Linked DNA regions of Homo sapiens: region 1 is linked to region 2. A link is a contact called in ENCODE Hi-C or POLR2A ChIA-PET data. All regions are on one chromosome and are shown on one strand. The core of a region is the stretch at or near the end of the contact, and the rest is flanking DNA. Distances in the headings are between cores, read along the strand shown.

Region 1 (5,624 bases), core at 2,851-5,350, 90 kb before region 2:
CGGAGTCTCGTTCTGTCACCCAGGCTGGAGTGCAGTGGTGTGATCTCGGCTCACTGCAAGCTCTGCCTCCCAGGTTCACGCCGTTCTCCCGCCTCAGCCTCCCGAGTAGCTGGGACTACAGGCGCCCGCCACCATGCCCGGCTAATTTTTTTTTGTATTTTTAGTAGAGACAGGGTTTCACTGTGTTCGCCAGGATGGTTTCGATCTCCTGACCTCGTGATCTGCCCGCCTCGGCCTCCCAAAGTGTTGGGGTTATAGGCGTGAGCCACCGCACCTGGCCATGGGTCTCCAAATTTCTATGGGCATGAAGGAGACTGAGAAAGCTACTCTACTTCAGAAAGACATAACCACCAGTGTCCTCTCAATTGTGGCCAAGGAGAATAAGTGGAAAAGGGTGGTTTACTCTAAGGGCAGAGCCAAGAACATGGTGAAGAATGAACTAGGGAACTCTTCCCACTCCCAGGGAAAAGTGGGGGTTCTTCTCAACATCTGCCCAGCAGCACTTTAGACTTAGTGGGGCCCAGAGCCTGCTGTGTGTCTCCTGTCCTTCCTTCCTTTTTTTTTTTTTTTTTTTTTTTTGAGACAGAGTTTCACTTTTGTCACCCATGTTGTAGTGCAATGGCACTATCTCGGCTCACTGCAACCTCTGCCTCCTGGGTTCAAGCGATTCTCTTGCCTCAGCCTCCCGAGTAGCTGGGACTACAGGTGCATGCCACCACGCCTGGCTAATTTTTGGTTTTGGGGTTTTTTGTTTTTGTTTTTGAGACGGAGTCTTGCACTGTCGCCCAGGCTGGAGTGGAATGGCACGATCTCGGCTCACTGCAACCTCTGCCTCCTGGGTTCAAGCGATTCTCCTGTCTCAGCCTCCTGAGTAGCTGGGACTACAGGGGCCCGCCACCACGCCCGGCTAACTTTTTGTATTTTTAGTAGAGACCGGGTTTCACTATGTTGGCCTGGCTGGTCTTGAACTCCTGACCTTGTGATCTGCCCCCCTCGGCCTCCCAAAGTGCTGGAATTACAGACGTGAGCCACTGCGCCTGGCTAATTTTTGTATTTTTAGTAGAGACAGGTTTTCACCGTGTTGGCCAGGGTGGTCTCAAACTCCTGACCTCAGGTGATCCACCGGCCTCGGCCTCCCAAAGTGCTGGGATTACAGGCATGAGCCACCGCACCGGGCCCTGTCCTTCCTTCTGAACGGGAGTGTGCTCTGCTGTTCTCCTGTCCTTGTTCTGCTTTATATGTTGGATGTGTTCGTGTGTGTGTGTGTGTAGAAATGGGGCACAGGTAACTTGTCTCTGTCTCTCTCTTATTTTGTAGCTCATAGGTCTCTGAATCAAGAGAAGCCACATCTGGACCTGATATAGAAGAGACTATTAGAGATCCTGGGCTTGAGGCTGATTCCATGTCAGATGGGTCACTTAGGTGGTCTCCCTTGGGAAGGGGATGCATTTATTTTGCATATGGAAGAAAATGCAAAGGCAGTATTTGTAAGGAAGAGGGCAGACGGGGGAAGATTTTATAATTGTTCAAAAACATTCACTGGGATGTGTGTGGTGGCTCACGCCTATAATCCCAGTGCTTTGGGAGGGTGAAGCAGGAGGATCACTTGAGGCCAGGAGTTTGAGACCAGCATGGGCAACATAGTGAGACCCTATCTCTACAAAAAATAAAACAATAAAAAAAAATTAGCTGGGCGTGGTGGTGCTTGCCTGTAGTCCTAGCTACTTAGGAGGCTGAGGTGGGAGGATCACTTAAGCTCAGGAGGTAGAGGCTGCAGTGAGTTATGATTGCACCATGCACCTATGCACTCCAGCCTGGGCAACACAACAAAACACTGACTCTAAAAAAACAACCAACAAAAAAAAATCACATGTATTCACTGGCCCTCTCTTTGGGGACCTGCTACATAGAATGGTTTTTTGTCCCCAGTTCACTGACATCAGGTATGGCTATGTGGCTTGCTTTAGACCATGGACTTTGAGTGGAAATGACATGTGCCACTTCCACGAGGAAGCTTTAAAAGCCGTCATGGGGTCTGCCACCTTTCCTCTCTTCGGTGTCTGGAGACGGAAAGTTCCAGCTTGAGACTTTTCCTTCAGACAGGGCTCTAGAATGAAGATAGCATAGAACAGAGTGGTCCCATGGAGGACATGGATATGAGTGAGAAATCAACATGGTGTTGTGAGCCCCTAAGATTTGGGGGCTGCTATTACTGCAGCGTAACTGGATCCCAGCTGATAGATGCAGCCTCCCTGTGGGATACCCTGCTCAGGTATCCTTTCCCATCACCATGACAACTGACACACCATAATGAGCTATGCTGATGTTAGGAAGTCTCCGCCTTTGCTCCTCTTCAGAGCTGTTCACCCTCAGGTCCTAACCAGTGAGCCTATTTCTTTTTTTCTTTCTTTTTTTTTTTTTTTTTGAGATGGAGTCTTGCTCTGTCACCAGGCTGGAGTGCAGTGGTGCGATCTCGGATCAATGCAACCTCTGCCTTCTGGATTTAAGCAAATATTGTGCTTCAGCCTCCTGAGTAGGTCTGGAACTCCTGACCTCAGGCCATCCGCCAGCTTTGGCCTTCTAAAGTGCTGGGATTACAGGCATGAACCACCGTGCCCAGCCAAGCCGAGTCTTCTTGATTCTTGCTGGCATTTGGCAACTAGTAGCAGCTGCTCACAGGAACTGTAAAAACATCTGGTGGGGCCCAGACCTTCTAGCATCAACATGGTGCCTAGTAAATATCAATCTCACATGCATCCTGAGATGCATTAAAAAGAAGCTGTCCAGGCCGGGCACGGGGGCTCACGCCTGTAATCCCAGCACTTTGGGAGGCAGAGGCGGGTGGATTGCTTGAGCCCAGGAGTTTGAGACCAGTCTAGGAAACATGGCAAAATCCTAGCTCTATTTTTAAAAAGGGGGGGAAAAAGAAATAAAAAAGCTGGGCATGGTGGTTCACACCTGTAATCCCAACACTTTGGGTGGCTGAGGCAGGTGGATCACTTGAGAGACCAGCCTGGTCAACACCATGAAACCCCATCTCTACTAAAAATACAAAAATTAGCTACACCTCATGGTGCACACCTGTAGTCCCACCTACTCGGGAGGCTGAGGCAGGAGAATCGCTTGAACCTGGGAGGTGGAGGTTGCAGTGAGCCCAGATCACGCCACTGCACTCTAACCTGGGCTAGAGAGTGAGACTCTGAAAAAAAAAAAAAAAAAAAAAAGAGAAAAGAACATAATGTTTGGCCAGGCATGGTGCCTTACACCTGTAATCCCAGCAGTTTGGGAAGCCGAGGGGGCGGATCACCTGAGGTTAGTTCAAGACCAACCTAATCAACATGGTGAAACCCATATCTACTAAAAAAAAAAAAAAAATTAGCCAGGCGTGGTGGTGGATGCCTGAAATCCCAGCTACTTGGGAGGCTGAGGCAGAAGAATTGTTTGAACCCTGGAGGCAGAGGTTGCAGTGAACCGAGATTGTGTCACTGCACTCCAGCCTGGGCGACAAGAGTAAAACTCCGTCTCAAAAACAAAACAAAACAAAAAAGAATCATAATGGTTAGTAAGTGAAAATTCTGAATTAGTTTGTGTATGTGTATTGTTGCATATAATAGAGACCCAAATTAACTGTGGCTTAAATAAGATAGAAGTTTATTTCTCTCTTCTATAAAAGTCCAAGTTAGTATGATGGATCTTTCCATGAAATCATTAGGAGCCAGATTTTTTGTATCATTCATTCATTCATTGATTCATTACTACCATTAATAGAGACAATTTTCTGCACCATTCAGGCTGGAGTGCAGTGGTGCAATCATAATTCACTGTAACCTCAAAATCCTGGGCTCCAGCGATTCTCCTGCCTTAGCCCCAACAAAGTAGCAGGGACTACAAGCACATGCCACCACGCCTGGCTAATTTTTCTTTTTCTTTTTTGTAGAGGTGGGGTGTTACTATGTTGCCCAGGCTGGTCTCAAACTCCTGGCCTCAAGTGATCCTCCTGCTTCACCCTCCCAAAGCTCTGGGATGACAGGCATGAGCCACTCTGCCCCTCCAGGTCTTTTTTATCTTGTTGCTGTTCCATCCCTAGGGCGTTGCCCTCACCCACATGATCCAATATGATTCACCACCACTTCCACAGTCTGGCCCTTCTGAGGGGTGATGGTTTGCCCTTTGCCCTAAAGAGCATGATTCAGAAGTACAGATCATTTTTGCTCTAATCCCCATAGCCAGGATGTAGTCATATGGCTACATCCCGATGAAAGTGTTGCTGAGAAATAGAATCTCTACCCTGAGCAGCTTTTTGCCCAGATAAAAGTTCAGTTACTCTGGGAGAAGGGTAGAATGGATACTGGGGGACCATAAGCTGTTGCCACCACACACATTGAATGTTAACCCATCCCAACTGTATCAATTTTTCCTTCCTTTCCTTCCTTCCTCCCTCCCTCCCTCCCTCCCTCCCTCCTTCCTTCCTTCCTTCCTTCATTCCTTCCTTCCTTTGTTCCTTTCTTTCGACAGTCTCCCTCTATCCCCTAGGCTGGAGTGCAGTGTTGCCATCTCGGCTCACTGCAACCTCTGCCTCCCAGGTTCAAGCAATTCTCCTGCCTCAGCCTCCTGAGTAGCTGGGATTACAGGCGTGCTCCACCATGCCCAGCTAATTTTTGTATTTTTAGTAGAGACAGGATTTCCCCATGTTGGCCAGGCTGGTCTTGAACTCCTGCCCTCAGGTGATCCACCCACCTCAGCCTCCAAAAGTGCTGGGATTATAGGCGTGAGCCACTGCCTTGGCCTCAAACGGTATCAATTTTCTGTTACTGATTTAACCAATTATCATACACTCAGTGGTTTAAAACCACACACATTTACTTTCTTACAGTTCTGGAAGTCAGAAGTTCAAAATCAGTTTCATTGAGCCAATGTCTGGTGTCAGCAGGGCTGGTTTTTGTTGGTGGCTCTGGTGGACAATGTTTCCTTGCCTTCTTCAGCTCTTTTTTTTTTTTTTTTTTTTGAGACAGGGTCTCGCTCTGTTACCCAGGCTGGGGTGCAGTGGTGCAATCATAGCTCACTGCAGCCTCCATCTCCCAGGCTCAGGCGATCCTCCCGTGTTAGCCTTCTCAGTAGCTGGGACCACAGGCTCACGCCACCACGCCCTGCTAATTTTGTTTATTTTTTGTAGAGATGAGGTCTCACTCCATTGCCCAGACTGGTCTCAAAGTCCTGGATTCAGGAGATCCTCCTGCCTCAGCCTCCCAAAGGTCTGGGATTACAGGTGTGAGCCGTTGCACCCCACCCTCTTTCAGTTTAGAAAGGCTACCTGTATTCCTTGGCTGGTGGGTCCATCCTCCATTGGAAAGCACATGAATCCATCTCTGCCTTCATCATCACTCCACTTTCTCCTCTGAGACTTATTCCTCCTGTGTGCCTCTTAGGAGGATGTTCATGATTACATACCGCCCTCTTGGATAATCCTGAATAATCTCTCCATCTCAGGATCCTTCACATTTTCAAAATCCCTTTCACCATATAACGTGACATTCACAGATTCCAGGAATAGGACGTAGACATATTTAGGGGGGTTCTCTATTCAGCCTACTGTACCATGCCATTCCACACTTAACTCCTTCACT
Region 2 (5,401 bases), core at 1,832-4,331:
TGGCCTCTCCCACTGTCTGGGAGATCCAGGCCTCTTCAGGACCAATGGCAGCAAACAGCTCCCGGCTCCCTTGAACAGCCATGCCCACGAGGATCCAGGACCCTTCCGTCATCTGGCACAGGAGGGGCGGTGCTGAGGTCATCTGCAGAGTTGGAGCGAGGCCACGTGGGTCTGCTGCCCTTCCTCTTGGTCCCCTCCCCCTTTCCCCAGGGTCTGGCCACGAAGCACTCTGGTCTGCATCCCTAGACATCCAGGTCCCTGGTTTCTCTCCCGGGTCCAGCTAGGGTCCCATTTGGGGCCAAATACCCAATAATTCCAATCCTGGCCAGGTGCAGTGGCTCACACCTCTAATCCCAACCCTTTGGGAAGCCAAGGTGGGCGGATCATTTGAGGTGAGGAGTTTGAGTCCAGCTTGGCCAACATGGTGAAACCCTGTCTCTACTAAAAATACAAAAATTAACCAGGTGTGGTGGTGCATGCTTGTAATCCCAGCTACTAGGGAGGCTGAGGCAGGAGAATCTCTTGAACCTGGGAGGTGGAGGTTGCAGTGAGCCAAGATCACACCACTGCACTCCAGCCTGGGTACCAGAGCGAGACTCAGTCTCAAAAAAAAAAAAAAAAAAAAAAAAAAATTCCTTGGCCGGGCGCAGTGGCTCACACCTCTAATCCCAGCACTTTGGGAGGCCGAGGCCGGCGGATCACGAGATCAGATCAAGACCATCCTGGCTCACACAGTGAAACCCCGTCTCTACTAAAAATACAAAAAATTAGCCGGGCGTAGTAGCGGGTGCCTGTAGTCCCAGCTACTCGGGAGGCTGAGGCAGGAGAATGGCATGAACCAGGGAGGTGGAGCTTGCAGTGAGCCGAGATCGCGCCACTGCACTCCAGCTGGGGGACAGAGTGAGACTCTGTCTCAAAAAAAAAAAAAAAAAAAAATTCCAATTCTGCTATCTCTCTAGGGTACAGTAGTCCAACACTGCCTCTCCCCTGCCTACTCCAGGACGCCCAGGCCCCTGTACCTCACACCTGTTCTCCTGCCCCTCTGCATACAGGACACAGAGGGTTCCAGGGGGCAGGATGCCCTGATAGAGGCAGTCACAGATTCGTTGTGTCAAGATGGAGACAGCAGCAGCCACAGGGACTGGGGAGAGGAGACAAAGTTGTTCCAGGGCTCTGGCCTCCAGCTACTCCTCGTTCCCGTGACCCAGGGGTCTCACCTCGGTCCTGGGGTTCTTTCCAGCCCAACACCCAGCAGCTGGCCCCCGGGGGGATACCCGCCGGGTGGAGACAGATGGGCAGGGCTGATGGGGAGGGCTCCACCCGGGAGCTCAGCTCCAGGAGGGCCAGGGGGGGCCTGAGTCCCAGGTGCTGGGGCAGCCGGATGCTGATGACCAAGCGGGATACCTGGTGGCCCTGTGGGAGGGAGCTGGCCCCTGCCCGGCCCAGATACACTTCAATGTAAGGCACTGTTGTAGAGCCTGGCCTGTTGGAACAAGGTCCAATGTCACCTTCTGCTCCTCCCATTGCTGGCAAAGTCCTTCCCAGCCCAGGGGAAGGATGACTCTCTGGGGTCATGCCACTCACTCCTTCATCATCCCTCCTTCCAAATCTCCCTTCTAGGTCAAAACATCTCCCAGTGCTGTAAGATTCTTCCCTCATGCCCCACCCCAGACAGAGTCTTGCTCTGTCGCTCCGACTGGAGTGCAGTGGCGCAATCTTGGCTCACTGCAACCTCTGCCCTCCCTGGGTTCAAGCGATTCTCCTGCCTCAGCCTCCCACGTAGCTGGGGTTACAGGCGCCTGCCACCACCCCTGGCTAATTTTTGTATTTTTAGTAGAGGGGTTTCACCATGTTGGCCAGGCTCGTCTTGAACTCCTGACCTCATGATCTGCCCGCCTCGGCCTCCCAAAGTGCTAGGATTACAGGTGTGAACCATTGCGCCCAGCTGTAAGATGCTTAAAGGAGAATATCCCACTATTTTAAGAGTCCTTTGGGTGAGGCACAGTGGCTCATGCCTGTAATCTTAGTACGTTGGCCAAGGCAGGAGGATTGCTTGAGGCTGGCCTGGGCAACACAGCAAGATCTCATTGTTAATTTTTTTTAAACAAACAAACAAACAAATAACAAAAACAAGTCTTTGGCTCTGTTCCATTCTCCCCTCCCGTCTCTCGCCTAGGAGACGAGTGAGACCCACCTGAGGACACAGTGAGTGGCTGCCAGGACCCAGCCTGGGGCCAGGAGGATCCCAGTGCAGACTCGATCACCAGCCACATGCACCTCTGCCAGCCAGGGCCACAGGACCCCCACTGGAGCAGCCTCCAGCCGCAGGCCACAGGCTAGGGAGAGGAGGTGGCCACCTCAGTTGGGGCCCCATGGCTGACCCCTGAGCCCCTGCCATGGGTCTGTGCACTCCCAGGAGCCCCTAGGGCCCAAAAGCGTCCTGCTCACCACCATGCTCTGTGTGTGGGGGACAAGTCTGTGTCTCAGTCTCCTCCCCATCAGGGCCCCAATCCCAGGCTAGCTGGTCCTCCAGGTAGGCTCCCCGAGTCACATGGCTGATCCATGGGCCATGAGTCTGCAGAGGGAAGAAGGCTCGGGGACGTAGACAGCCACTGGGAAAGTCTCTGATTCCAGCCAGAAACCAGGTCCCCTCCTCCTGGCACAAAAGGCTCCAACGCGAGTCATTCTGCAGCAACAAAGTGTGTGTGTTACTTGCCTCTGCGTGTGTGCAGAGAATATCAGAGCTCCTGGGGCTTTCCAGGACTCCAGATTTTCCCATTTGCGGAAGTATCAAGTTCCACCTTCTCCAAATCAGACTCCAAATACTAATTTGTGTAAGAATTCAGCCCTCACTTTAAGATTCTCCTTAAATCCAGAGATAGAGAGAAACCATAGCACCAGCTCAGAGCCCGCCTCAGCTCCCTCCCAAAAGTTCTCTAGGGGCAGGCCCCACCCCCAGCTCGTTCTGGCCCCGCTTCCACCCCGGCTCCGCCCCATTCCCAGTTCCGCAAGCCCCGCCCCTTCCTAGAGCCCACTCGGACCCGCCTTCCCCAGGCCCCGCTCCCTCCCTAGAGCCCACTCGGACCCGCCTTCCGCAGGCCCCGCCCTCTCCCTAGAGCCCACTTGGACTCGCCTTCCACAGGCCCCGCCCTCTTCCTAGAGCCCTCTCGGGCCCGCGTTCCGCGGGCCCCGCCCCCGCCGCTTACCCAGCAGCTGCCCACCTCCTCCTTTTCCTGGTAGGCAGGGCAGAGCGCGTGCGGCGGGTCTCCGGGCAGCGGTACTGCCGCCCCCTGGCGGCCGTACAGGCAGTGGCACCACCAGCCGCCTAACAGCTCCGCCTCCAGCAGCGCGCCTGGGCCAAGCGCGGGTTCTGGAAGGGAAAAGGCAGGGAGCCCGCGCTGCGGCCCAGACGGCCCCTGCACCGCCCGGTGCCGCCCGGCCCAGCGCCGGTCCCCAGCTCACCCCCGCGGCCCCAGCGGGCCAGGCGGCAGCGGCTCCCGGGCAGGAAGTAGTGTTCCGGGTGGGGTAGGCACACGGGCCGCGAAGCCGCGCTCAGGTTCACGGGCGTGCGCAGCTGCAGCAGCGCCAGGTCCGAGGCGTTGTCCCACGAAGCGTTCTCGTGCTGCACCAGGCGCGCCACCCGCTCCGCGCGCGGGCGCGAGGGCAGCAGCACGCGCCAGGCGTCGAGGTCGCGGGGTGGGCTGTCGGAGCTGTTCGGGCTGCGGGATGGGGGCCGAGGGACGTGGGCCGGATCCCGCACACGTGGCTGGAAACCTCACACCCCGGCTTAGACTTGCCAGGCGAGGATCCTGCATCCTGGCGGGATCCCCACGACACCCCCATTCCAACAGCTCACTCACACCCCCGCCTCCGGGATCGAACTTCTATCTACCATGCCTCTACCCACCCCTGCCAGGCCAGGACCCCTCTTTTTGTGCTGGATCCTACACCTCCGAATGGGACCCCGCCCCCCCCACACCCCCTGGGGAGGGGCTGGGGCCGAATGGATGGTATCTCAGGCTGTAGGGAGGGGCAAGGATCGGCTTGAAACGTAGATTTTCACTCACTCCAGAAAGCAGCTGGCAGGTGCCAAGACCCAGCTTTCAGACACCAGCGCCCCATGGCAGGGTCTGGATCCTGGCACCATCACCTGGGCCTCCCAGGGCCAGGCCCCTGGCCGCGGGGCCTTCCCGCACTCTGAGGGGTGAGAGGCCTGGGTCAGTGGGCCTCCTGCAACCCAATCACTCCCAGCAGTCTCCATCCCAACTCACTCTCCCATGTCCCGCTTACATCCAGGGGTGCCGCCCACTCACCAGGCAGGGCAATGGTGCAGTTCTCCTCCCTGGGCTCCTGGGGATCTGACTGGGTCTTCTGGGGCTGGGTGGGAAAGGCAGGCCCAGGCTCTGAACCCATCACCTGCTCCCGTATCCATGCCTCATAGGTAGCCACAGCAGTGAAAACTCCAGGGCGGTTTCTCCGTCCACAGCCAAAGCCAAAGCTGGTGATTCCTGCCTGGAACCAGCGGCCGCCTTCCTCACAGACCAGGGGCCCCCCAGAGTCACCCTAGTGGCAGATGACTGCATGTCAAGGGGTCAGCCCAGGGACCTACTCGAAAAGGTCCTGCACCTCCTTTTGGCCCAACATACACCACCTTCTCCCTTCTCCTAGAAACCCTCCTTGGCTAGGCCTTGTCCTCTGCATTCCCTGCGGCTCTAAACAGAAGAAATCCCTGTAAGCAGAAGGCCGATGGCAGCCAGAGCCAAGAGCACCAGGGGAGTGCATTCAAAGCCACACAAGATAATCCTGCAGTTGTCATTAGAGCCAAGTGATTCTTGTTGTTACTAGCTCAAATAATTCCCCTCCCTCCCTTCCTTCCTTCTTTCCTTCCCTTTCTTTTTCTTTCTTTCTTTTCTTTTTTGAGACGGAATCTCGCTCTGTCTCCCAGGCTGGAGTGCAGTGGTGCAACCTCAGCCCACTGCAACCTCTGCCTCCCGGGTTCAAGTGATTCTCCTGCCTCAGCTTCCCGAGTAGCTGGGACTACAGGTGTACACCACCACAGCCGGCTAATTTTTGTATTTTTGGTAGAGATGGGTTTTTGCCATGTTGGCCAGGCTGGTCTCAAACTCTCGACCTCAAGTGATCCACGTGCCTCGGTCTCCTAAAGTGCTGGGATTACAGGCGTGAGCCATTGTGCCCAGCCAGTTTGTCTCTTTTTTTGGGATGAGGTATCACTATGTTGCTCAGGCTGGTCTCAGACTCCTGGGCTCAAGTGATCCTCCCGCCTCAATTTTTCTGATTAGCTGGGATTACAGGCATGAGTCACTGCTCCTGGCTATGCTGTCTTTGGTTTTTAAATTCACTCGGCCTTGGCTGGGCATGGTGGCTCATGCCTGTAATCCCA

Evidence for each region. Hi-C counts contacts between places; a loop is a spot of excess contacts on that map. ChIA-PET counts read pairs that join two places held with the same protein, here RNA polymerase II (POLR2A). Pooled maps may share reads with other maps.
Region 1: a loop to region 2 is called in a map of mammary epithelial cell, with 4 times the contacts of the local background. The contact joins two enhancer-like sites. A Hi-C loop is called at or near these places in 1 of 168 maps with a recorded cell type or tissue (mammary epithelial cell) and 3 of 50 pooled maps. POLR2A ChIA-PET finds 5 or more read pairs at or near these places in 10 of 52 experiments (GM12878, PC-9, WTC11 and 7 more).

What each region holds. Positions count from the first base shown.
Region 1 is chr16:31,048,196-31,053,819 of GRCh38, forward strand. No RefSeq gene overlaps it. Among named protein-coding and RNA genes, the nearest start is that of STX4, 17 kb to the left of the region's middle. Within about 2 kb of position 4,101, at least 2 of the 41 ENCODE cell types and tissues checked have a DNase peak (open chromatin) inside an H3K27ac peak, as active enhancers do; they include PC-9, where a contact is called at or near this core.
Region 2 is chr16:31,139,275-31,144,675 of GRCh38, forward strand. It overlaps PRSS36 (serine protease 36), which reads right to left. Exons shown (of 15, transcript NM_173502.5): 7 at 4,314-4,563; 8 at 4,068-4,197; 9 at 3,463-3,719; 10 at 3,207-3,370; 11 at 2,449-2,686; 12 at 2,195-2,336; 13 at 1,218-1,483; 14 at 1,020-1,141; 15 at 1-142. Among named protein-coding and RNA genes, the nearest start is that of PRSS8, 6.2 kb to the left of the region's middle. RefSeq lists enhancers at 1-588, 870-1,405, 1,406-1,939, 3,671-3,750 and silencers at 2,871-3,160, 3,211-3,620. Within about 2 kb of position 3,082, at least 34 of the 41 ENCODE cell types and tissues checked have a DNase peak (open chromatin) inside an H3K27ac peak, as active enhancers do; they include PC-9, where a contact is called at or near this core.